Regions from separate parts of the Homo sapiens genome. Here region 1 is linked to region 2. A link is a loop called in an ENCODE intact Hi-C map of the cell type or tissue named here. Cell type or tissue: breast epithelium. All regions are shown on one strand. Links, peaks and the distances in the headings refer to the core of each region. The heading gives the core; the rest is flanking DNA.

Region 1 (12,970 bases), core at 3,441-11,440, 70 kb before region 2:
GAGGAGGAGGCGTTTCAAAACCTTAAGAAAGCATTAACTGAGGCCCCTGCTCTAGCCCTCCAAATATCTAAAAGCCATTTTACCTTTTTGTTCATGAAAGCCAGGGAGTCACTAAAGGGGTACTCACTCAAACTTTGGGGCCATGGTGATACCCAGTGGCCTATTTGTCTAAGAGACTGGACCCTGTGGCCTCTGGGTGGCCAAGTTGTCTGTGAGCCATAGCAGCCACAGCAAGCCTGGTTCAAGAGGCTGATAAACTGACTCTAGGTCAAAATTTAACCCTTATGGCTCCTCATGCCATAGAGACATTGTTAAGAAGTGCTTCTGGCAAATGGATGTTGAACGCTCGCATCCTGCAGTATCACAATTTACTGTTAGATCAGCCTCGTTTAACTTTCTCTCCCACAAGGTGTTTAAATCCAGGTACCTTGTTCCCTGATTCAGACCTTACCCCACCTATCCATGACTGCCAGGAACTGTTAGTGACTATGGAAACTGGCCGACCTGATCTCCAAGATGTGCCTTTAAAGGAGGTGGATGCCACCATAGTTACAGATGGTAGCAACTTCCTTGAACAAGGAGTACGAAAGGCTGGTGCAACCGTTACTACAGCAACAGACATAGTGTGGGCCCAGGTGCTGCCAGCAGGCACCTTAGCATAGAGGGCTGAATTAGTTGTCCTCACTCAAGCCCTCTGATGGGGTAAGAACAAACGCGTTAATATCTACACTGACAGCAGGTATACTTTTGCTACTGTGCATGTACACAGAGCCATCTATCAGGAGTGTGGGCTACTCACCTCAGCAGGAAAAACTATCAAAAATAAAGAAGAAATTTTGGCCTTGCTTGAAGCTGTTTGGCTCCCTCAACAAGTGGCTGTAATTCACTGCAAAGGACATCAAAAAGAAGACACGGCCGTTGCTCGTGGTAACCAAAGAGCAGACTCTGCAGCTAAAGAGGCAGCTCAGTACCCAGTCACACCTTTGACCCTGCTGCCCGCTATATCCTTTCTGCAGCCTGACTTGCCGGGCCACCCAGAATACTCCCCAAAGGAGAAAAAACAGGCTTCGGATCTTCAGGCCAGTAAAAATCAGGAAGGTTGGTGGATTCTTCCTGATTCCAGAATCTTCATGCCCCGAGTCCTCGGGGAAACTTTAATCAGTCGTCTGCATTCTACCACCCATTTGCAAGGAGCAAAACTGGCCCAGCTTCTAAGGAGCCATTTCAAGATACCCCACCTTTGGACTTAACTAACCAAGCAGCTCTCCGGTGTACAGCTTGTGCTCAGGTAAATACCAGGCCAGGTCCTAAACCAGCCCAGGCCACTGCCTCTGGGGAGACTTACCAGGAGAAAGGTGGGAAATTGACTTTACAGAGATAAAACCACACCGGGCAGAGTATAAATAGCTCCTGGTGCTAGTAGACACCTTTTCTGGATGGACTGAAGCATTTGCCACCAAAAACGAGACTGCCACCATGGTAGTTAAGCTTTTACTCAATGAAATCATCCCTCGACATGGGCTGCCTGCTGCCATAGGGTCTGATAATGGACTGGCCTTCACCTCGTCCACAGCTCAGTCAGTCAGTAAGACATTAAACATTCAATGGAAACTCCATTGTGCCTATTGACCCCAGAGCTCTGGGCAGATAGAACACATGAATCGCACCCTAAAAAGTACTCTTACAAAATTAATCCTAGAGACTGGTGAGAATTGGGTAAAGCTCCTTCCTCTAGCCCTTCTTAAAGTAAGATGTACCCCTTACCAGGCTGGGTTTTCACCTTTTGAAATCATGTATGGGAGGGCTCTGCCTGTCTTGCCCAAACTAAGGGATACCCATTTAGCAGAAATCTCACAAGCTAATTTGTTACAGTATCTGCAGTCTCTCCAACAGGTATAAGACATCATCCAGCCACTTGTCCAGGGAGCACATCCCAATCCAGTTCCTGACCAGACAGGGATCTGCCACTCTTTCCAGCTGGGTGACCTGGTATATGTTAAAAAGTTCCAGAAGGAAGGACTCACTCCTGCCTGGAAAGGACCTCATACTGTTATCCTCACCATGCCAAAAGCTCTGAAAGTAGACAGCATTCCTGCTTGGATTCATCACCCTCACATCAAGAAGACCAACAAAGCCCAGCAAGAAACATGGGTCCCCAAGCCTGGGACAGGCCCCTTAAAACTGTGTCTAAGTCGACTGAAGCCATTAAATTAATTCTTTACCTCTTTTGTTTGTTTCAGCCTGTCATGCCTTCTGCTCCTTCCTACTCTTTTCTCCTTACTTCTTTCACGACAGGACGTGTGTTTGCAAACACCACCTGGAAGGCGGGGACCTCCAAGGAAGTCTCTTTTGCAGTTGATTTATGTGCTCTGTTCCCAGAGCCTGCCCATACCCTCGAAGAGCAACACAATCTGCTGATCATAGGAGCAGGAAACATCAACTTTGCTGCAGGGTTTGGATACTCCTAAAGCCAGACTTGATGTGGAAGCTCCAAAGGTGCAGAAAAAGGACTCCAAAATGCTGACTTTTACCTCTGTCCTGGAAATCACCCTGGCTCTAGTTGTCGAGATTCTTACCAGTTTTTCTGCCCTGACTGGATACGTGCAACTTTGGCCACCTACTGTGGGAGATCAGCCCGATCTTCAACCCTTTCCATACCTCGTGCTTCCCATCCTAAACTGTACTAGGGGAAATTGCAATCTTCTTACTATAACCATCCATAACCCTAATTTAGCTCAATGGTATTACAGCATGTCATGGGTATTAAGACTTTATATCCTAGGATTTGATGTTGGAATTACGTTCACCATCCAGAAGAAAATCCTGGTCTCATGGAGCCCTCCTAAGCCAATAGGGTCTTTAACTGATTCAGGTGATTGTCTAATTAGCACTGGATATAACTTATCTTCTTCTCCCTTTCAGGCTACCTGTAATCAGTCTCTACTTACTTCCTTAAGCACCTCAGTCTCCTACAAGGCACCTAACAATACCAGGCTAGCCTGCACTTCAGGTCTCACTTGCTGCATCAGTGGGACTGAACCAGGACCTCTCCTGTGTGTGTTGGTGCATGTGCTCCCCCAGGCCTACATGTACAGTGGGCCAGAAGGACAACTTCTCATCACTCCCCCTGAACTGCATCCCAAGTTTCACTGAGCTGCCCCACTCCTTGTTCCCCTCCTGGTCGGCCTAAGCATAGCTGGGTCAGCAGCCATTGGCATGGCTGCCCTGGTTCAGGGAGAAACTGGGCTAATGTCCCTACCTCAACAAGTAGATGCTGATTTAAGCCATCTCCAATCAGCCATAAATATACTACATACCCAGGTAGAGTCTCTAGCTGAAGTATTTCTTCAAAACCGCTGAGGCTTAGATCTGCTATTTCTCTCTCAAGGAGAGTTATGCGCAGCTCTGGGAGAGAGTTGTTGCTTCTAAGCCAATCAGTCTGGAGTCATAAAAGATACTCTTCAAAAAGTTCAAGAGACTCTAGATAGACGCCAGCAGGAACGGGAAAATAACACCCCCTGGTACCAAAGCATGTTTAACTGGAATCCATGGTTAACTACTCTAATCACTGGGTTAGCTGGACCCCTTCTCTTCCTATTGGTAGGTTTAGTCTTTGGGCCTTGTATATTAAATAGGTTTCGGTAAAGCAGCACATAGCTTCTGTCAAGCTTATGTATCTTAAAGCCCAATATAGCCCCCTTGTTATAACTGAGGAATCAGTGATTTGATTCCCCAAAAACACAAGTGGGAAATGTGATATCCTACCTTGTTTTAACCTGAATTGACTCCCTTAGCTGAGAGAGCCAGACAGACTCCATTTTGGCTCCTTCACTTGCAGCCCCTTACCCACCCACCTTCCTCAAGGACTTAACCTGTGCAAGCTGATTCCCAGCACATCCAAGAATGCAATTACTGATAAGATACTGTGGCAAGTTACATCCGCAGTTCCCAGGAATTCGCCCAGTTGATAGTACCCAAAGCCCCCACATTTGTATCTGGTTGACAGCACCCAAAGCCCCCACGTCTATCACCTTGTGATAGATTTAAGACCCCTGTACCTGGAACTGTTTGTTTTCCTGTAACAATTTATCTTTTCAACTTTGCTGCCTGTTTTGCTTCTGTAAGATTGCTTCAGCTAGGCTCCCCCTCCCCTTTCTAAGCCAAAGTATTAAAGAAAATCTAGCCCCTTCTTCAGGGCCAAGAGAATTTTGAGCACTAGCCATCTCTTGGTCACTGGCAAATAAAGGACTCCTGAATTAGTCTCAAAGTGTGGCTTTTCTCTATAACTCACTCGGTTACAACAATAGTGCATATATAATAAGATATATAATGTTATAAAATTAATATATGTAGTATTATAGTGATTAGTCCTTTCTCTGTAAATCTATAATATTTCATAAAATGCATTATTCATTAAAAGTTTTTTGCATTAAAAGTTACTAAACTGTAATAATATTTGAGTGACATGAACCTTTGGAGAAGGACTCATTCTAGAGACTTGAAGTTTCAGGATAGCTAAGATTTAAATTTTCTATGTGTCAAATTATTGTCAAACATTTTTTTTTAACTTTAAACAAACTAAAAGTATTATTTTTATTTTTAAAATTTATACTTTCCAAATTCTCTCTTGAACATTTTTAATGAACATATGTGACAGAGCTGTCATCAGACTGTGCAAGTTGTTTTGTCTTTTTTTACAATATTACATTATTTATTCACTTATTTATATTGGTGTGGCCAACGTTGCAATTTTAATATATTTATATGGTTAGAAGGGGAATAAGTTAAGAGAAAGAAAATGCAGCCATCTGGCTCTGAGTCCTTACCAGGAAGAATTTTGGGATCTCAAGTTCTTGCACAGAGCTCATCATATACTTTTGGTGGCTAAATTTTTATGGAAGCTTCTGGTACAGTTTCTACTGTGCTGTACAATGTTAGCTTTGATCTTGTAAGCTGACAACACTGAATTTGTGGCTGTCTGGAACCCTGTGCTAAAGAAGACTGGAAGTCATATACAGGCTCAGTAGGAAGGAGGTCTCTGATGTATTTCTGCTGTTGCAATAGTCACATGTCCCAGCAACGCCTGCTCAGCAACTCCTACTTGTTATGACAGGACTTGTGGTGGGATTTCATGGGGATGTGAGAAGGAAAAAAGTAGTCAGGGATAACTTCTGGTGCTCCCCTCAGGGAAGAGGCCCCAGGCCTGGGAGTCATCAGCAGAGACATGGTACCTAAAACTTTGAAACTATGTGGGACCACTCTGAGAAGAGAGGGACGTAGGGAGAGAAGAGGACTAAGAATTACTGGAGATGTGGTGGAAAAGAATGAGTAGAATGGAAAAGGTCAAAAAAAAATCATGAGTGGGGTCTTCAACAGGAAAGTGTTTCAAGAAGTAAGTCTTCCATTGGATTATCCATGTCCAATACAGCTCACAGACTGAGCAAAATAAGAACAAACACTTAACCTTGATTTTAGTCAAATAAAACTATTTTATCCATTTTGTCTAGATTTTCTAATTTGTGGGTCTAGAAGTGTTCTAATACTCTGTTAATTTCAGAGCACTCTTTAGTGTACTCTAGTGTAACAACCAATTATCTACATGCTGAATGAGAATAGAGTTTCCAGGAAAATGCAGATTCATTAAGTCTTGAGGTAATAACCAGAAATAAATAAGAAAGTGCTTCAGTAAACCCTTGGGAAATCACCATCCAAGGGTACTTTTGATTCTTTTCACAGAAAGACAAATGAACAGTGAGTTTTTTCCAACTGGAATCCTAAAGAAAGCTGAGCAAAAATCTGTTACTGTGAACCATTTGGAATCAATGGGTACATCAGATAATGAGGTTTTAGGGTTAGAAACTACAGGAAACCTCAATATCACAACATAAGGCCACATCCACAGGATCTTCACAGAGTAAATTGTTCTGACTCCATCTTATCTGGCAGAAGAATGTCTTCAGGCCCCCAAATCAATTCTCAGAGGCTGGTCTTTTAGCTCATTTAGATGAAAAAACAAATCTCACTTTCTGAGCCAGGACACAACAAAAAGACCGATCTCTATAAAAAGTGCAAAACATAAACAAAAAGAATTGTTATTTTTAAGCATTTGTTTAGTAAGAATTCTTTCTCATTAGTCTCTGACTATTTGGAATGTATTTATAGAGTCATTAAAATATAATTCTGTGAAGAAACCAATAAATTAACATTTTTATTTTATGTGGCTTCATAAATTTAGGTCTTCTGGGTCATTAAGGTATTAAGCTTCAGTGTCTTACTTCTTTTTTAGTCCTAAAGCAACATGTTACTTCCCTGTTTAGCTATTCCATGACCTTCAAGACCTAATTATTAATAACAAAGAGACAGCTCACCTTCTATTGTAATCACACAATCCAATGTCAATGCTGGTTGACGTTCATAGATCTTGATTTCTTAAAATGTATTTATATAGGTCAAGAAAAATGGAGCAGGAGAAAACTTCACTCAAATTATGTAGCAATGTTAAACAAATTCAGTTTTTGAGTCCAAATTAAATTATTTATGTCTCTAAACTTTACCTTGTAACTTTTCTTACAGCAATGTAGTTTTGAATTTTATCCACGGATAATTTTTTTTTCAGACAAAGTCATGATTCTGGAGAAACATTGATTTAGATATATGGAATCTGTTTCCTTCTTAATAGAGCATGAAAAAATGGAGCATTATATATTTAGCTTACCTAAGTTGTTCTCTTTCAAAAAGACTAATATAATGAAAAATTTGAAAATTTCCCTGTAGTATATTTTTATTCAAAATACATAAATATGCTGAATTTAAAACAATTTTCCAAAACAACTGGGTTTTGGCCAAGATTCGAGAAGCCCCAGAATGTCTTATCCAAAACAATCAATTAAAGACTGTCAATTTAAAATTAAGCAATAGTGCTTAAATGTCATTTGTTTTGTTTTCTTTGTTTTAGAGATGAGGTATCACTATGTTGCCAAGATTGGAGTGCAGCAGCTAGTCACAAACATAATCATGGTGCGTTACAGCCTGGGCTCAAAGGATCTTCCTGACTCAGCCTCCTGAGTGGCTGGGACTAAAGGCATATGCCACCACACTTAGTTATGTTTTTAAAAACCACCTTTACACTATTGTACCTTTTTGGTTATTGGGAAACAAATATATTTTGACTCTCAAGAAAAAGGTACTTGGTGGCACACTAAAGAATGAGTCAATGAGTTTACAAAACACAAGAGGCAGGGTACAGTTGCTCCAAAGTGACACAAAACAACATTATGATTTTGCTTTGGTTTGAAGAGAAACAAAATGTTTTCACTCAAGTTTTAAGTGCCAAAATAGCTAATTACTGTTAAAATGTCATCAACGCTAGTACCATTACTCAGAAATCAACTATTTCCAACAGAAAAAAATATTTAGTTACCTTTTACAAGAACTATATTGTAACTTTCATTTTAAGGGTATTATATTGCCTCAGTATTACAACAAACCTCTTTATTAGATTTAAATTTAACTAATTCTAACCCAACCCAAATTAAAAACTGCTCACATTTAAGAGCAAGAAATACTATTGCACATTACACTTATATGTGAAGAATGTGTGCTTCCTCCCATGCCCCCCAAACTGAATTATATTCTATGAATTACATTCCATTATCTGAATTTATAACACTTAAAGTTCTTATGCTCTTCCCCCTAACAAATACATTAATATACTTGTAGCCTCAAAATACTTCATGAACTCTGAAGTGAATCTCTATGGTGGGAGCTTCCTTTGTGAAATAAATTTGGCTAGTCACATGCAAACCAATATCCCCAAGTATCTAAACAAATTTATTTTGCTCCTTTCCAATATACTCAATAGTGGGAATGCTGGATGGTATGGTAGTTCCATTTTTAGGTTTTTGCTTTTTGTTTTTTGTTTTGTTTTTATTTTCGTTTTAAGAAACCTGCATAGTTTTCCATGCACGTTTCTAAGAGATGAATAAATCTGAAAATGGACTAAATTTACATTCGCATCAACAGTGCATAAGTGTTCCCTTTTCTCCACATCCTCATTCAACCTTGTTATCTTTCGTCTTTTTCATAATTCTACATGGGGCGAGGTGCTATCTCACGTTATTCTGGATTGCATTTTCCAGATGATTGGTGATGTTGAGCATTTCTTTGTGTCTTCTTTGGAAAAATGTCTATTCAGGTCTTTTGCTCACTCTTCAGTTGGGTTTTTTTTTATTTTTATTGCTGCTGAGTTGAGTCTCATGTAATTTGGATATTAATTCCTTGGCAAATGCACGCACATATTTTCTTTTCTAGATTGTCCTTTCACTCTGTTAATAAATTTCTATGCTGTCCAGAAGCTTTTAATATTTTACTGATATTAATTTTTCTGTTTTCTGACTTGATAGAGAGGTAAGAGTTGGCCCTCAGCTTCATAGGTTATCTGTCTTCTATCTCACTACTTTTAGGAGTTTTTTTCTTTTTGATGCCTTGCATTTTGATCATTATTCTTTTAAGATTTATTTTATATATAATGATACATAATAATTGTACATATTTATGGGGTGCAGTGTGATATTTCAATGCATTCATACACTGTACAATGACCTAATCAGGGTAATTTGCATATCTAGCACTTTAAACATTTATCTGTGCTAATAAAAACCTCTCTACTAGCTGTGTTGGAATAAACAGTGCTGAGACCAGCTGTGTCATGGAGACCCTAACCCAGTGGCGCTAGAGGAATTAAAGAAACACACACAGAAATCTAGAGCTCGGAGTGGGAATCAGGGGCTGACAGCCTTCAGAGCTGAGAGCCACAAACAGAGTTTTACACACATATTTATTGACAGCAAGCCAGTGATAAACACTGTTTCTATAGATTATAGATTAACTAAAACATGAGACAAGGGGATGGGCTCTGGCTAGTTATCCGCAGCAGGAACATGTCCCTGAGGCACAGATAGCTCATGCTATTTTTTGTGGTTCAGGAACACCTTAAGCGGTTTTCCACCCCGGGTGGGCCAGGTGTTCCTTGCCTTCATTCTGGTAAGCCAACAGCCTTCAGCGTGAGTGTCATAGCCATCACAAGCATGTCACAGTGCTGCAGAGATTTTGTTTATGGCCAGATTTGGGGCCTGTTTATGGCCAGATTTGGGAGCCTGTTTCCAACAGAATAGTACATTATTATTAGCTATAGTCACCCTACTATGTAATAGAACACCAGAATTTATTCTCTCTAACTGTAACTTTGGAACTTTGACAATCCTCTCCCCATCCCTTCATTCCTTCACTCTCCCTAGCCTCTGGTAACCACCATTCTACCCTCTACTTCTATGAGATCAATTTTTTAAGATTTCACATATGAGTGACATCATGTGGTCTTTTTCTTTCTGTGACTGGCTTTTTCACTTAACATAATGTCCTCTAGATACATCCATGTTAACATGAATGATAGCTCATTCTGTTTTATTACTGAACATTATTCGTGTGTGTGTGTGTGTGTGTGTGTGTGTAACATTTTCTTCATTCATCTGTAGATGGGCACTTATACACTATTGGTGAGAGTGTAAATTGGTACAAACATTAGGGAAAACAGCATGGAGGTTTTTCAAGAAATTATAAAAAGAACTACCATATACATGACCCAGAAATCTCACCACTGGTTATATGTCAAAAGGAAATGAAATCAATCTTCAGAAAGATAATTGGACTCCCATGTTTATTAAAGCACCATTCACAATAACCAAAACCATTCTTTAAGTATTTTTTATCTTTTTTGACACATTACACACTAAACTTTAATAGGATTCATGTCTTGTTTCCAATTTCTGAAACTTATGAGTCACCAATCCTTTCAATATTGCCTTCCTGTTTATATAATCTAGTAAAACAATTAAATCATTTTTGTTTCTTCTCATCTAATCTTCATATAAATATTTGTATTTTGTATTAATTTGCACTCTATAAAGTATATGACTACGTTAATTGTGCTCAACATTTCAGTGTAGTAGACTGCTCATCAGCTCAGTCTATTTTAATGTGTAATTTGTATGCTGTACATTAAATTGTTTTACTATATTTTCAATAGTTTACTTTTCATTTGCCTCTTTTCCAAATATGACTGGACAAGCTCATAGTTTTTTCCCACAGTATTTTGGTTTCATGTTTTTTTATTATGTTGGCAAACATTTAAATATAAACCTTATATCTGAGTTTTATGTGCTGTATAATTTATCTAAGGCTTCACACTAGTAGTGTATCTCCTTTTGTGCAATGTAATTCATAATTTAGTTCTCACATATGGAACACAGCATACTTGGGATGCCTGAAGGCAGTTTACCTGGATTTATTCCATATGCCTCCTCAGAAGCTGAGCAACACACATGGATCTGACATCCTTCTGATCAGATGCATCTGAATGGAGCAATGGCCTCTTAGGTTGTTACTTCTGTGGATCATTACCTTTATTTTCTTCTGGTCATGAAAAGTTTCCATAATTTTCTTTCAACTATATTAGGCATTTTGTGAATTCTTGTAACTTCTTGGTGATTTTAGTATCTGCATTAAGTTTTTAAAGCATGTTGTTTTCCTAAGAAGCAGAAATGTCAACAGTTGCATACATGAGTAAAATATTTTACATAGATTTTCTATGGCTTAGATCATCCCCTCATGAGAAATTCCATGTTTCTTCATTTGAAATACTGCTCTCTTCCATAGACCATATTGTAATAATGTAGCAGGACAACCTGCCGACAAAACCCCTCAGACACCTAGTTAAAGAAGAAAGGGCTTTATTCAGCTGGGATCATCAGCAAGACTCATGTCTCCAAAAACTGAACTCCCCAAGTGAGCAATTCCCGTCCCTTTTAAGGGCTTACAACTCTAAGGGGGTCTGCATGAGAGGGTCATGATCGATTGAGCAAGCAGGGGGTACATGACTGGGGGGCTGCATGCACCAGTAATCAGAACTGAACAGAACAGGACAGGGATTTTCACAATGCTTTTCCATACAATGTCTGAAACCTATCGATAACATAACCGATTAGGTCAGGGGTCAATCTTTAACCAGGCCCAGGGTGCAGCAACGAGCTGTCTGCCTGTGGATTTCATTTCTTCCTTTTAGTTTTTACTTCTTCTTTCTTTGGGGGCAGAAATTGGGCATAAGACAATATGAGGGGTTGTCTCCTCCCTTAATAATTCACAGAATGTGATTCCTTTTTTACCATTAGAAAATTAATTATGTATTATGCACGAATTTCTGAAATACTGCACTGCAGTAAATAGTATATGGTTACAATTATTGTTTCATTTAACATAAAACTAATATGAGCAAAATTATTTACCTGAATTAAGATCTTTTGGCTTCGATTACCATTCTACCTCATTAGCACTTCCCTACCTCCATAAAAGGCATCATTTGAATTTTTTGTTTAATTTAGAATTGTTCAAAAGAGGATTTTTTAATGTTATAATGTTTTTATTGCAATTGAGGACATTTTCAATAAATATCCTAAACTTAAGGCCTTGGCTAAGTATTTCTTTTGTACTAGAAATCAGATTTCTCTGGCACAACTCCACTGCCTGCAATAATATTTATGAAAACTACAAATGCCAGCACACTATTTCAACACTGTACTCAGTTGTTCATATCTAAATATCTCATTAGCTATGAAACAAGCCAAATATAAATGCTGAATATATAGCACAAATAAACAGATTCTTCACAGAAGACAACAATAACAGACTAATTTTCTACAATATGTCACCTGTTCATTAGTTCTTCAATAATATTATTTAGGCTGTTTCAAGTACAAGAAGTTCTTTTATCTAGGTTCTAAAGGGCATAAACGAAGATGCATATAGTCAGATTTATTTTTATAAACTACTTTTTTTTTGCTGTACGCCTTACCGTGACTATAAGGAGACAAAGACAAATGTACATTTAAGTTATTAGTTGTTATATGTGTTTTGCATATATGACTTTTTGCTTATATTGAAGTTGTAAATGACAAGATAAAATAATGAAGTTTGATAAACTTATCTGTGCCCTGTAAATTTTAGTCCACTTACTGTATAACTTGATTCAGTCATTATTTATTAGTTTAACAGCTGGTTTTAAAAAGCTGCAAACTAAACTTTATTACACATTTCAAAATCAGGAAGAGGTAAACTGTGACAGAGTTCCCTTGTGCCACAGACTTTTTTGGGGAGAAATGTTCCACAAAAAATAAAATAAAATAAGTGTTTCCAAATTGTATTTTTTAAAAAGCTTGAGATTTTTTCTATCATTAAACTTCACTCTACAGTCCCTTTTACTCAAGGCATGGTTCCTGGGTCATCTTTTCAAGGTTTAGTTTCTGGGAACTTTTCAGCAAACCTTTCTCATGCTTTGTCCCAGTTTTTTGTTGTTGTTGTTGTTTGTTTGTTTTGTTTCGGAGAAGGTGAACATCTTCAATTGAGGATGGATTTCCTGTCTCCGAGCCTATGTGTGTTGGTGAACTTGACACTAAATTGGAGTTTTCATTCCCCCATCATCTTCCTCAGTCCATCTCCTTTTTTCCAACCCATCTTCTTCAACGTCTTCTGACCTTTGTTGCTGTCAGTAATTTCAGAATGAATAGATGCAGAAGCATCATCTTTTTGGAAAGTTCCTTCACTTCCAATCTTCTCACTACATTTTCCAGCTCTATTTTTATATTTTGGAAGCTTTAGTGTCTATTCATCTTCATAGTCTGTATTCTGTAAACCATATTTTACTCACATTTTTAAAATTATTTTCTTATTTCCAAATCTTTTTCTTCTTAGTGTTGGACCAACAAACATTCACCTTTCTTATCAAGGTGAAAGTGAGCTCTGACCTGCTGTGGGTCACAGCCATCACAGGTATCACTGCCAGGGTGAATGCGAAAGGGTAACACAGTCTCTCCAATTTTCATTTCATGTCTATGTATGCTCAAGTATGTAAGGGTCACAT
Region 2 (12,970 bases), core at 2,740-10,739:
TTGTTCTGACCTCTTTCAGGAAGAGGTAGCCACAAAAACTCTCAAATTTCCTTCCTCCTTTGCACCTTATCATGACCCTGTGAGGCCTGCACAACAGGCTTCCTGCATTTCCCAGATGAGGAAACAGAGGACCAAAGAGGGCATGACTTGCCCAGGGCCCCATAGGAGAGGCTGGCTCCTCCTCGAACCTGGAGGGCGTGCCGGAGCTGCCTTTATGCTACACACCAGCACCACCACTGACCAGGGTCCAATCCTCTGGATTCTATGGGTGTCCGCATCCCAATCCAGGCCCAGCTGTGGTGAAAAAGGGACGTGTTGTCTAGGGAGGCCTTGTTGAGCAGTACCAGCTTGTCCCAGCTTCACTGGAATTGCTATCCCACAAGCTGGGTTTGAGGTCATGCAAAATACTTCACCTCCTTCATGATCCACCAAGGGAGTTTTCCAAACAGAACTCTCTCTTTATCCACTCCCTGCAGTTGGCCTGCCAGTGAAATCATGCCAGTGTGGTAGACAGTTGTCCCACCCCACCCACCAGCTGCCAACCTCCAGTGTCTCTGATACCCAGGGATGATCATGCCCACCTTGGCTAGGCTACTGAGATTCAGGAGGACTTAAACAGATCTTGGCTCAAATGGGTTGCTTCAGCCTTGTGTCCTGGGCCATCTCCCTTGGCCTTCAGAAGGCGCCTGCCAGCCTCAGTGTGCCAAGTACTGACCCTAGTGGTCTCTCCTTGGGGACCACCTCTCACCCACCCTCCATTGCCAGGGCTCCTGCTCAGCCCTTTTCACTTTCCCAGAACAAGCCTGGCTTCACAGACACATGAGATTCTGTGCATTCATCTATGTGGTGTTCAAAGAAAGAGAATAATTTCCATCTTTTTCTAACTTGACCTACAACCTATTTATTGTGAAGAGGTCCAGGCTGCAGGAGATCTCTACACACCCACCCAGAAGCCCTCAGCCCTTGTTTTAGTACCTTCTTGTTTCACCCTGTTACTAAATGTTTATGACCTCAAGGAAATTGGGGGAAGCATGAGCAAATGCAATTCCATTGATACCAGTGCTGTGAGGGCAGGGCCAGAAGGGTGAACCTCCCTGGGATTATACAGAAATTTTATACAGGATAGACATTTCAAGGTTGCTTTGGAGAAATGCAGATAGAACTAACTTTCATAGGTGACAGTATGCAAAAGTTAAGCTTCCTAACAGTCACGAGTTCACAAGTCCCTCTTACTAAATTTGGCAGTGTGTGGTGATGTCCAAATGGCCATAATACACATACATCAAATAATTAATAGCATTCATTTTGTGTTAGAAATTGTGCATTTCAGCCAAAAGTTTTTAATACATCATGGATAGTTTCCCATATTGCTTGAGGATTGGAAAAGAGAGCACTTTATGAAATGTCCTTTTGGACACATTTTCATTGAAGTTTCCATATACCAACAGGCAATGAGACGAGTGATAATTCAGCAGCCTCATTGTCTGGGGTGACACTTGAACTTCTTGGTCTCACAACTGAGGAAATCAAGAATGCAGACATGCCAAGGGTGAGGTTAGATCAGAAGTTTAATAGGTGAAAGAGAATAGCTCTCTGCTGCAGAGAGGGATCCTGAAAAAGAGTTGCCATTCTGCAGTGAAATGCAAGGGTTTTTATATATGAGCTAGTGGGAAGGAGTATCTTATCCACATAGGGTGTGAAAAACCTGTTAGGACCAGGTGTGTCATCTGCATAGAGCACAAATTTCTGACAGCCCACATCCCACCCTTTTATTATGCAGGCGGGTTCTTGGCCTGAGCTATTACAAGTTGCTCATCTCTTTCCCACTCTACATGTCCAATGAAGAGGGGAGGAGCCCCTCATGTTGCATGTGTCTGGCCCAAGATGGGCAGTGCAGCTGCAGGCATCCCTGTCCATGAAAGCTTTCAAGCCTCCTTATCTATGATTGCAGCCTGATCTTACAGAGCTGTTCTTTCTTAAAGAGAAGTGGTGTCTTGGGCTGGTTTTCGTTAGAAGGGGAGTTCTGCCGAGGACTCTTTGCTCTATCTGCCTACCTAGTTTCTTTCTTCATCCACTCTCAATGATAAATATTTGCTTTTAAGGGAATTCTGGGGGTGGGCACAGACAAATTTGGGACCACAAAGTACCTTAGAATAAGAATTCACCCTTCAATCAGCTATAGTGTGATTGTACATCTATTATATCGGCTTCATGCACTACTCAATATAACAAGAAGGGAAAATGTGTATCTTTTAAAAATCTAGACGACAAACGGACTTTCCACAGATTGTTTGTGTTTTCCTCTTTCTAGAACTTGGTCATTCCACTGTAGATTGTTTTCTCTGGAATCACCAGATGATCAGTAAACCTAGGCTGGCAAGCAGGACACGGTGGATTCCTTGCAGGGGTGGTGTTTTTGCAGGGACCCTAAAGGGGCAGTCACTGCAGCCGGCAGGAAAGCCTCAGCAGTGATTCTCTCCAGCGCTGACCCGGCGGGGTTAGGCATCCACACAAAGTTCTGATTCCCTCTCATGAAGGGCGACCTTGGCCAGGCAAGCCCCAGCCTCCAGGAAAAAAAGGGCGGACCAGGGAGCTCTCACCTTCCGGTCTTATCGTGAGCTGTGCCTATAGCCTACACTGGGGCACAACTTAAAGGTGCGCGGATCTGTTCTGGTCTTCCAGGAGGCAGAAGACAACATTTCTCCCTGATTCGCTGCCCTGTTGGCAGGGCCTGGGATGGACTGCAGGTCTGCATGGTGATTTCCAAGTCTCCAGCACCCAGTTGTCCCATTGTGATGACAAGAGGGATGGCCAGAAGTACCGGGGTGAGGAAAACAGAGGGCTACCAGGAGAAGGGGAGCTTCCAGAAAGAGGCCCACCGCAAATGCTTAGTGCCTGGGTGGGCACGGGGATTGCTGGCTGCAGCTTGGGGGCAAGGCCACGGGCCCTGCTGCTGGTCACCAGATAACCACCCCCTGCCAGAGGTCACCAGGGATTCTGTGAAAGCCTTCGGAAATGATAAATGCAAACCTTCGGAAATGATCAGCCACAGCAGCTGATCCAGGCCGCTGAGGGGAGCAGGGAGCCACGCCGAGTACCCCTTAGACTGCAGCCTGTGAATGCAGCCTGGGTCTGGGGCACCAGTGGAAGTACAGCCCATGCCTCCACCGCCCTTGCCCTCTCCTGCCTCGCTCCTTGTCTGGTTGTGGCAAGATTGTAACGGCCTGTTCTATGTCCCGCTTGAGAAGTGTGCAAGGTTGGGGAGGCAGATCAGAGGGATGTGATCGCCAAGAGCCCTGCTCCTTTGTTGGGCACTGCGAGGAGACAGGACAGAGGTGTTCATTTTGTTCTGCTCAGAGAGGAGAGGAGAGGCCAAAGTTCATGACACTGTCTTTTTAGGGGGCCTCCCATTCAAATTCTACCCTGTCTCCACTGTCCTACACTTGAGCAGACTGAGGAGATAAGGCTCTGGTAGATAGGCGTGGCCACAGAAGTCCGCATGCCCACCTTGACAGACCCACAGACTGACAGCACTAGGGTCCACACCCGCAGAGGCTCTCTCCATCTGCCGGGCAGTGGACTCCCACATTCGCAGTAGGCAGCTCTTCTGCCCTATCCACAGGCAGCCGCCTTCCTCCAGTGACTAAGATCCTCAGGGCTGATCAGGGACCCCCTGCCCCACCGTCAGCAAGGCTGCTGAGATTCAGGGCCAACTGGACAGATCTTTGGCTCAGATGAGCCGCTTGAGCCTTCAGTGTTCTGGGCCGTCTTTTCTGGCCTTCAGAAGGTCTTTGCCAGCCTGAGTGGGCCAGGCCCTGACCGTGGCTGCATCTCCCTGGGAGCCCCATCTCAACTGCCCTCCATCCCCAGTGCTCCTGCTCAGTGCTTCCCACTTTCCCAAGACAAGCTGGCTCCAACAGGCATGTCTAGACCCTGTGTGTTTCTCTTTATGGTGGGCAAAGAAAGAATGATTTCCATTTTCTTTTTATTTTTTCTAACTTTACCTATAACTTACTTATTGTAAAAAGTCTTAGGCTGCCGGAGCCCTGACTCACCCACCCAGGAGGCCCCAGCCATTATTTCAGTACCTTTCCAACCCACCATGTCACTAAATATTTCCACCCTTAACAAAATAGGGAGAAACACGAGCAAGTGCAAATCCACTGGCACCAGAGCTGTGAAGATGGGTCCAGAAGGTCATGCTCATTAGGATTCTACAGGAATTCCATAGAAATAAACAACTCAAGGTTTGTTTGGACAGACTGGCATGGAGAAGTAACTTTGATAGGTTCCGGTACACAGACATTAAGCTTCCCAACAGCCGTGAGTTTACAGATTCCTCTTCCTGAATTTGGCCATGTTTTTTCGATGTGTAAATTGCCATCATGGCCACACACATGTAGAATAGTTTATACCATTCATTTTGTATTACTAATTGCTCAATTTGGCTGACAGTGCTTCATACATCATGGTTGGTTTCCAACCTTTCTTGAAAATTGGAAGTGATGGCCTTTTATGGAATGTTGTTTTTGACACACTTCCATCTAAGGCTTTGTGTCCCCACAGTGCTAAGAAGACAAGTAGTCATCACTCCCATTTTGAGGGGGTCAGGGGAAGCAGACACAATTTGAGAATACAAAGTACCTTGGAATCAGAATTCACCTTTCAATCAGTTTTAGTGTAAATTGCACATCCATTAGAATAGCCTGTTCATGCTCTCTTAAGATTTCAAGGAGGGACAATTGTCACCTTTGAAAAATCAAAGTGACCAATGGACATCCCTCAGATGTTTGTCTGTTTGTGGCGCTTGGTCATGCCATTGTAGATCATTTCTTTTGGAATCACTGTGTGATGAGAATCCCCAGGCTGGAGAGCTGGGCACCGCGGAGTCCCTGTGGGAGAAGTGTTATTGCGGTCGCTAAAGTGACAGACACTGCAGCCCGCGGGAAAGCAGCATCCGCGATTTTCTCTGGCGCAACTCGGGTCCTAGGTGAGGCAGCCAGTCCAACAGCTTATTCCGTGTGTGGAAGGGCGAACCTGGGCCTCCGCGCGGCTTCAGCTTCTAGGAAACAGGCAAGGGCCAGGGAAAGCCTTATACGTTTACCGCGGCGGTGTGTGGGGCCTGCATCCGCCACTGGGTGCCCCACTTCTTCCTGCAGTGCTGGGTCCTGTTCCATTCCTTCTAGAGGCTTCAGAGGACTTTCCTCTCTGACTGCCGGCATGTCTGCCTGGATGCTGCAGGACCCCCCACATCTGCGGATTTTCTGAGTCTCTATAGTGCCAGGTGCCCCACTGTGACAAGGAGGATGAACAAAAGCAGGAGATTAGAGCCGTGAGGGAAAAAAAAAGCAGGAGAGATGCTGTAGGGGGGAAGTCTGATGGTACTGCCTCTAACATGGAGGCTGCTGGTGCCGCTCGGGCAGGGCTGGTCGCTGCCAGGACGAAGTGATCTGCTGTGCTGTAGATTCTCACCGTGTCCACCCTTTCCCCTTCGGGGACGCCTCGGTAACCAGCTGAAGCACTGGTTCTGCGTCCGGAACAAAGACTGCGGACCCTGGCGCGGGCTTCAGCCTGCAGGACATAAGCGTGAGCCATGGAGCACCCCACATGTCTAGGTTGTTGTGGGCTGGACCTGCAGCCCCCACTGGGCTCCTGACTTCTTCCTGGAGTGCGGGGGTTTTGTTCTGTTCATTCTGGATGCGGCAGATTACTTTCCTTCTGGTCTTCCTGCACGGTCGCCTGACCCCTGCAGGACCCAAGATCAGTGGGGTTCCCGGGTCTCCATGGTGTCAGGCGCCCCATTGTGACGACAAGGAGGATGACCAAAACTATGCCAGTGGTTGAGGAAGAAGATAAGGAGGAGGAGTGGAGCTGCAGGGAGGAGGCTCGACAGGATCGCCTCCAGCCTGGGGCAGCTGGGTTGGCGAGGCGGGGGCTGGTTGCTGCCCTGGCGGGCGAGGTGATAAACCATGTTGTAGAATGCCATTATCCCCACCTCCAGCTGGGGGCGCCTGGGCGTATCTGAAAACCTTGGGGGAAGTGTTCACGTTTTTGGCGCTTAAGAAAAGGAAGAAGCGGCAGCTAGCTGCAGAGGCTGTTCCAGGCCTTCCAGCGACATCGCAGAACCTGCACCGAGTGCCACTTGGACCGCAGTCTGGACCTGAAGCCTTGGGCCGGGGCACCCGTAGGAGCTCAGCCCTCACCGCTCCCGCCCTCTTTGGATTCTCTTCTCCCCGAGCTTGGCCAGAGTTCAGGTCTCCTGGTTTCTGGTCTGCCCGGTAAGAGTGCAGGAGTGCAGAGGTGAGGAGGGGGAGTTAGGAGTCTTGTTCCGGTTCTCAGCATAGTGAGAAGTCTGAAAAGAGGTGATGATCCGGTTGTGCTTGAAGGGGAGAGGCCAAAGCCCAGGACATTCTGCCTTTTTAGGGGATTTACCTTTCAAGCCCTATTTGGTCTCCACTAGCCTTTGCTTCTGAGGATGAAGGAGTTGAGCCTCTGTTACATGGATGTCTACAGAGATCATACCCCTTGCCCTGAACGACCGAGAGACTGATAGCTCTAGGGCCAGCACCTGAGAAGCCTGTAGCCTGCCTGCCAGTGGACTCCTGTATCCGGAGTAGACAGCCCTCCTGACCCCCCTGCTGGCTGCCTGCCTCTAGTGTCTTTGATTCCTGCAGCTGGCCAGGCCTTCCTTGCAAATGACGCTGAGATTCAGCAGTTTGTGCACAGATCAGATTGGCTGCTTGAGTCTTTGGCATCCTGAGCCATCTCCCTTGGGCCTTCAGAAGGGCTATGTCATCCTCGGTGGGCATGGCCTGGATCCTGTGACCTCTCCATGGGTGTCCAGTCTCACCCTGCCTTCAATCACTCGCTCAGCCTTTCCGGCTTTTTGGGGACAAGCCCCGATCCACCAGACACGTCTATTACCTGTGTGTTTCTTTTAGCAGTGTTCAAAGAAAGAGATCTATTTCCATTTTTTCTCCCATAACTTGACCTCTAACTCATTCATCATAATATAAGCTTGACGGGTAGACATGCCCGTAAATGTGTGTCCAAATGCTTACTGTGGGAAAGAGGTCTGCCTCCTGCTAAGCTGATTTCCTGGTGAGCTCTGGGAAATTCTTCCTGACTAATGGGTTGTTTCAGCATTGCAGTCTTGCTCTTTCTGTGGATCCAGATTCGGAAAAGATTGTGCCTTTTGGTGAAACTCCTGAATCTACAGGAGATAATCGAAAAGGCTGAAGGTCTGTGCAGATGGCTGGTGCTGCTGCTCAAGCAGAAAGAGAAACTTCTTTGTGGCTTGTGTCTGCTCCCAACACAGGAGAGACTTGGGGTGTCCAGTCAGCTGTGGTGCTCCTACTTTGGATTCTCATTGAAGCTGAGGCTTCCTCTTTAAGGACACACCTGCCAGGCCAGCATGCTCATGGTCCTTGTCCTCCTGGCACATTCTTTGGTACAGAGGTTAAGATCCTGATGATGTGAGAGTGTGCCTCCTAGAGTTGGTCCTGTTGACACATGGCCCCTGAGTGCCACGGAGGTTTGGAGATCTCTTTTGTATGCAGGGCCTGGATGAGCTGGTGCATTGCCACCCTTGATGCCTGACTTGGGCAGCCCACAGAGGGATCCCAGGGACCATAAGATGTGTATGGTAGAGGAAGAACTGGTACAACTGACCCTTTGCTGGTGAATGGATTGAAGGCAGGAAGAAGATAGGTTCTTCTTGGATAGATGTACAGGTGGCCTTGCTGCAGCTGAACAGTCAGGTGAAGCCTCTCACTTAGGCCTAGTGCTGGAGAATTTACAGGCCCACTTCTGCTCTAGCCTGCACGACTGATCCTTTGATCTGACACCAGATCTGAATTCTGGACTCTGGAATGCCTGTCTGTTTTACCAGTTTCTCTTTGGTGGTGATGCTAGGAAAGCAATTTTTCTCAAAGGCTTGGATGTGGACACTAGTCTGGTATCTAATAATTGCTGCCCACTTTTTCCTGACTTCTTGGGAGAGGCATTCATGAGTCCAAAGCTGAGGTCAAAATCACTTCTGTCTTATCTGACATTATCTCTCAAAGCAAATCTGGATTCTAGCCTCCAGAATGCCCATTTCTTGGGCCAGTTTTTCACTGGTAAATCTGCAAGGGTACAGGTTCCATTTAAACCATGCTGGTTGGGTATCCTTTTGACTTGGCATAAAATACTTCTCCTTCATTATGATTCACTTGGGTGAAAGCCAACAGAAAGTCTGGAAAGATCCACTGTGAAAAGATTTCATCTGGACTCCACAGACACCGCTGGCCAGCTCTCACTTGCACAGGATTTCCGCACACCGAGCCAGCCCCAGCCCTTGCTTCAATATTTTCCCACTCCAGCTCATTAAACATTTTAGTTTTTTGTTATATATTTAAGACACTGAAGAAAGCATAGGAAACCAGCAAAAATTGAATTTTGCTGGAATTTAAGTTTGAGAGCAGCCCGCAAGAGGAACACATTGGGTGGGTAGACATGTTGTGCTTTTTAATTTTTTTCCTGTAAGATAGTCAACAATAATTAATTTGAACAAGAAAAAAATGGTTGTCATACATATATAAAAGTAAAGTCTAGAAAAATAAAAAGTTTTTGTTTTGACCTAATTCAGATTATATAAAAATAGAAATCACAGTATTTGTTTTTACATATTTTGAAAATTAAATAACCTTGAAATGATAAAGTGCAGAAAATAATGTGAATAATAATGTTGAGTTTTCTAGTCCCTCTTCTGATCCTTCATCCTGGTAGCTTATATCCTGTTTTGCTGCATAATAAATAATTTTATTCTCACCTTTGGGAAATACCAAATTTGGAGTGTCTGTAGTGAGTTTATTTCTGGTTTTTATAGTTACACACCTGGAAGTTGGACAAACCCCACATTGATTTGACATCATTGTGATTAGTCAGTCGGTATGTAAAGGGAGCACCTACTTCTTAGTTTGGTTACTCCCTTGGATGGTTTCCTGTATTTAATTTTGCTACTGGGAAGTGTTTACATTTCCCTTTCAATTATTTTCAGAATTCAGATATTCTTGTAACTTCTTGAGGAGTTTTAGTGGTCTTACTTAAAGTTTTTACAATATATATTATTTTTTCCTCAGGGTACAAATGTGTGAAATATTTCACACAGATATTTTGTAATGGATAACAATATTTTATGAGAAATTGTAAAGTTCTTCACTTGGAACATTGCTCTCCCTCAGATATACCATATGCAGGTAATAATTTGAACAGAAAGATTATTTTTAATATATAACATTTTATTCTGTTTTTTTTTTTTTTTTTTTTTGCAAATTTCTGAAAAGATAGCTATCATTGCAGTTAATAGTACCTATACATAGTCAGAATTTCTGTTTTCATGGAACACTTTAAGCTAATAGAATGGAATTATTTACCTGAACTGAAGTTTCTTGGCTCCAATCACCAGGCTTCCTTTTTAGCATGTACCTGATTGTAAAAATAATCTCAATTTAGATTTATCACTTAACGCAGAAGTAAATTAGAAGGAACTGAAATAAAATTTGTATGTGGCTAGGTATTACTGATTAATCACACATTAATTCACAGTTGCTACTTTCATTTCACAAAGTCTAGAAAATATGACCTTCATGAATAGAAGATATGAGCTTTCATAAAGTTAATGACATTTTTTGGCCTAAAACATTACTATTTTAAATAACTTTTTCATAAGTTGAAAAGCAATGTGTGTCTCATGTTCACTAGTAAAGAATGTTGTTTATTTATTACTGTGCCTAATTAGTCACACTTTTAAATAGTTATTTTTCTTTATGCTCATTTATGTGTTATATACCAAAACATTTCATTTCTATGATGGTTTTAATGTCACCTAATAAGATTGTAAATATATCAATCGTTTTCTTGTCAATAAATACTGTGGTATATATTTTAATCTACCAGGTATTAAATCTGTATGTACAAGCCTGGGCAACATAAGAGACAACCATCTCTATAAAACAATAAAAAATTAGGTGTAGAGGTGTGCACCTGTAGTTGCAGCTACTCAAAGGGCTAAGAATCACTTCAGCACAGGAGGTTGAGGTGGCAGTGAGCACTGATTACACCACTGCACTCCAGCCTGCATGACAGAACAAGACCCTGTCTCTAAAAAAAATTTTTTTTGAATATGTGTAAGTGACTTAGAATAGTAACTAACACATTGTATTGACTAAATAACTACTTAGTACTTTGATTTATCAAATTATTATTGTTCATACCATTCATTATTTATTATGTTGTTGAATATTCGTTCCTATTAAAATTTGTTATTCTCTCTTATCTAAATATTGATGAAAAACTGTGGGCTGTGTTGATTTATCCGAAGCCAAATGGCATCCTTCACTAATTTTCTTTCTATTTAATAACTCATTTGATTATGCAATAATATGATTATTATGTACAGGCAGTTATCATCATATTCTTCATCTTCTGACAGAGGAAAATTTGAGTCATTCATTAATTAAACCAAAGCCTCAATCTCCTACATTTAACTTCCTGAATCTTGCATGTCAACTGCTTAGAAAATATAAAAATATAAATACTACACATAAGAAATAAATACCTTGATAGACACAAATTATCAAAGTGAATCCAAGAAGAAATAGAATATAGAAATATGCATATAATAAATAGATACAATTAACTAAAAATCTTTCACAAAGAGAAGTCCATAGCCACATGAGCTAATTGACAAATTCTACCAAACATTTAGTGAAAAATTAATACCAACTCTTCACAAACGTTTTCAGAAAATAGAACACTATGGGGAACACTTCCCAATTTATTCTATGAGGCCAGTGTTACTCTGATACTAAAGCCAAACAAAAGCAGCAGGAGTAAAGAAAATTGTAAATGAATATCCCTGATAAACAAACACAGATATCCTCAAAAAATACTAGTGAGCTGAATCCAGTAATATATTAAAATGATTGTACACCATGGCCACATGGAATTATTTCACAAATGTAATATTGACCTAACACTCAAAAATCAATGTAATACACAAAAATAATATGATAAGCAACAACAAAAACATCCTTTTAATAGACACAGAAAAGCATCTGACAAATTCAGTGCTCAATCGAGATTAATCTCCCTGGAAACTAAGAATACAAAAAACTAAAACTTCCAAGATCTGCTAAAGGGAATCAACAAAAAACCTACAGCTAACATCATACTGGTAAAAATATTGGCTGTTTGTGCTTGACATTTGAGAACAAGATAAGAATGTACACTAGACCACTCTATTCATCATGGAACAAGATGTATCACCCAGGGAAATGCATAAGAAAAATAAACAAAATTCTCCATATTTGAAGAGCTTAGAATTGTCTTTTATTGCATATGACATAAACTTGTATATAAACATTTGTAAGGAATTCACAAAAGCCCACTAGAGTCAATAATGAGTTGAGCAATTTCACAAGATACAAGACCAATATACAAACTTTAAGTGTACATTTACATACTAGCAATGAGAAACCCGAAAGTGAATTAAGAAAACAATTTCAGGCCAGGCATGGTTGTTCACATCTGTAACCTTAGCTTTTTGGGAGGCCAAGGTTGGAGGATCATTTGAGCTCAAGGGTTTGAGACAAGCCTAGGAAACACAGTGAGATGCTGTCTCTACAAAAAAAAAAAAAAATTAAAAATTAGTCAGGCATGGTGGTGCACACCTGTAGTCCCAGCTACTCAGGAGGTTGAAATAGGAGAATGGCTTCAGCCTGGGAGGTTGAGACTGCAGTGAGCCATAGTCATGCCACTGCACTGCAGCCTGGGCCACAGAGTGAGACTTTCTCTTTATAAAATAATAATAATAATAATAAACATTTTTGTTGGTGATGGTATCAAAAATAAAGAAATATTGAGGAGTGAATTTACCAAATCAAGCATAAGCCTTTTATAATGAAAGAACTGTTAAAATATTTTTTAAATTTGAATAGACATCAATGTTCATTTAGTTTACATTCCTTTACTAGCAAGTGTATCAGTTTAAGCTTGACAGAAAAAAATGTATTTTAGCATTATTTTCATTATTAATGAATATAGGTTAATAAAACTCATAAATACAAAAATAACTAATTCTACATATTCAAGAATAGCCCATCCAAATTTGTTTTCATTTTACCTCTATAATTCAAATACACTTTGTCGCATTATTTTATGGTGGATCTTAAGATAAAATCATATTCGTTAAATATGTGAGATTAATTATAAATTCACCCATAAGGTTTTTAGTCAGTGTAGGAATTCAGACAGTGCAGAGTTGCAGAGGGTAAAGCAAATGTTTCTGAAAGGATTATTAGGGACAAGAGTGACCGGAGTGATTCCCATTAGTATTGACTGACACATATATTCTTACTTTAGGATAAACTGCATCTAATTTTGGACTTTGGTTAATAGTAGTGCTATATGAACCAATAGCAGGTTTGTATCCAGAATTGCTAACTGCTGAAGATGTTGTCTCCTGGCTGGTGACATAATTTTGTCTTTCATAGGCTACTTTAAAATCTAAAATCTAAATCTAAATCTAAAATCTATAATTCTGGTAAATTTTATTAAAGTGGAGCCTCCACCCTGCCCCCAGCCCGGCGCATGGCCAGGAGTGGCACCCACCTTGAGCATGGTGATGTAGGACATGCCAATGGGCCCATCCTGCTGTCACTTACCTCTCCACGCTGTCACAGTACACCCTGCAGCAGAACTGCTCCTCCCAGCCCAGCACCACCTTGTGGTTGGTGGCAGCCCCGCAGGCACACTGGATCTGTGAGGACAACACTTGGCATAGGCAGGCCAGGGCGGAGCTCAGTCCTCACCCCACCTGTCCAGCATGTATGTCTATTGGGCGCTGTCAAACTTGTCCTCCATGACAAGTTCAACTAGTGGAGTACCAGCAGTTTCAGAGCACCATGTTTTTAATGACACCAATCCA

The links. Hi-C counts contacts between places; a loop is a spot of excess contacts. Peaks named below come from ENCODE experiments on the same cell type or tissue, not always from the same donor. Only the 100,000 strongest peaks of a DNase experiment are listed, where the experiment ranks them.
Region 1: it touches region 2 in a loop (7-fold over the local background); 2 of 110 quality-filtered maps call a loop at or near these places.

What each region holds. Positions count from the first base shown.
Region 1 is chr16:35,258,951-35,271,920 of GRCh38, reverse strand. It overlaps the pseudogene AGGF1P8 and the pseudogene C2orf69P5. Among named protein-coding and RNA genes, the nearest start is that of LINC01566, 98 kb to the left of the region's middle. In breast epithelium, for the core only: no CTCF peak of the experiment used is centred there; no DNase peak of the experiment used is centred there.
Region 2 is chr16:35,188,546-35,201,515 of GRCh38, reverse strand. It overlaps LOC112268173 (a long non-coding RNA gene), which reads right to left and starts at 5,757. Exons shown (of 2, transcript NR_157262.1): 1 at 5,473-5,757; 2 at 3,968-5,292. In breast epithelium, for the core only: no CTCF peak of the experiment used is centred there; no DNase peak of the experiment used is centred there.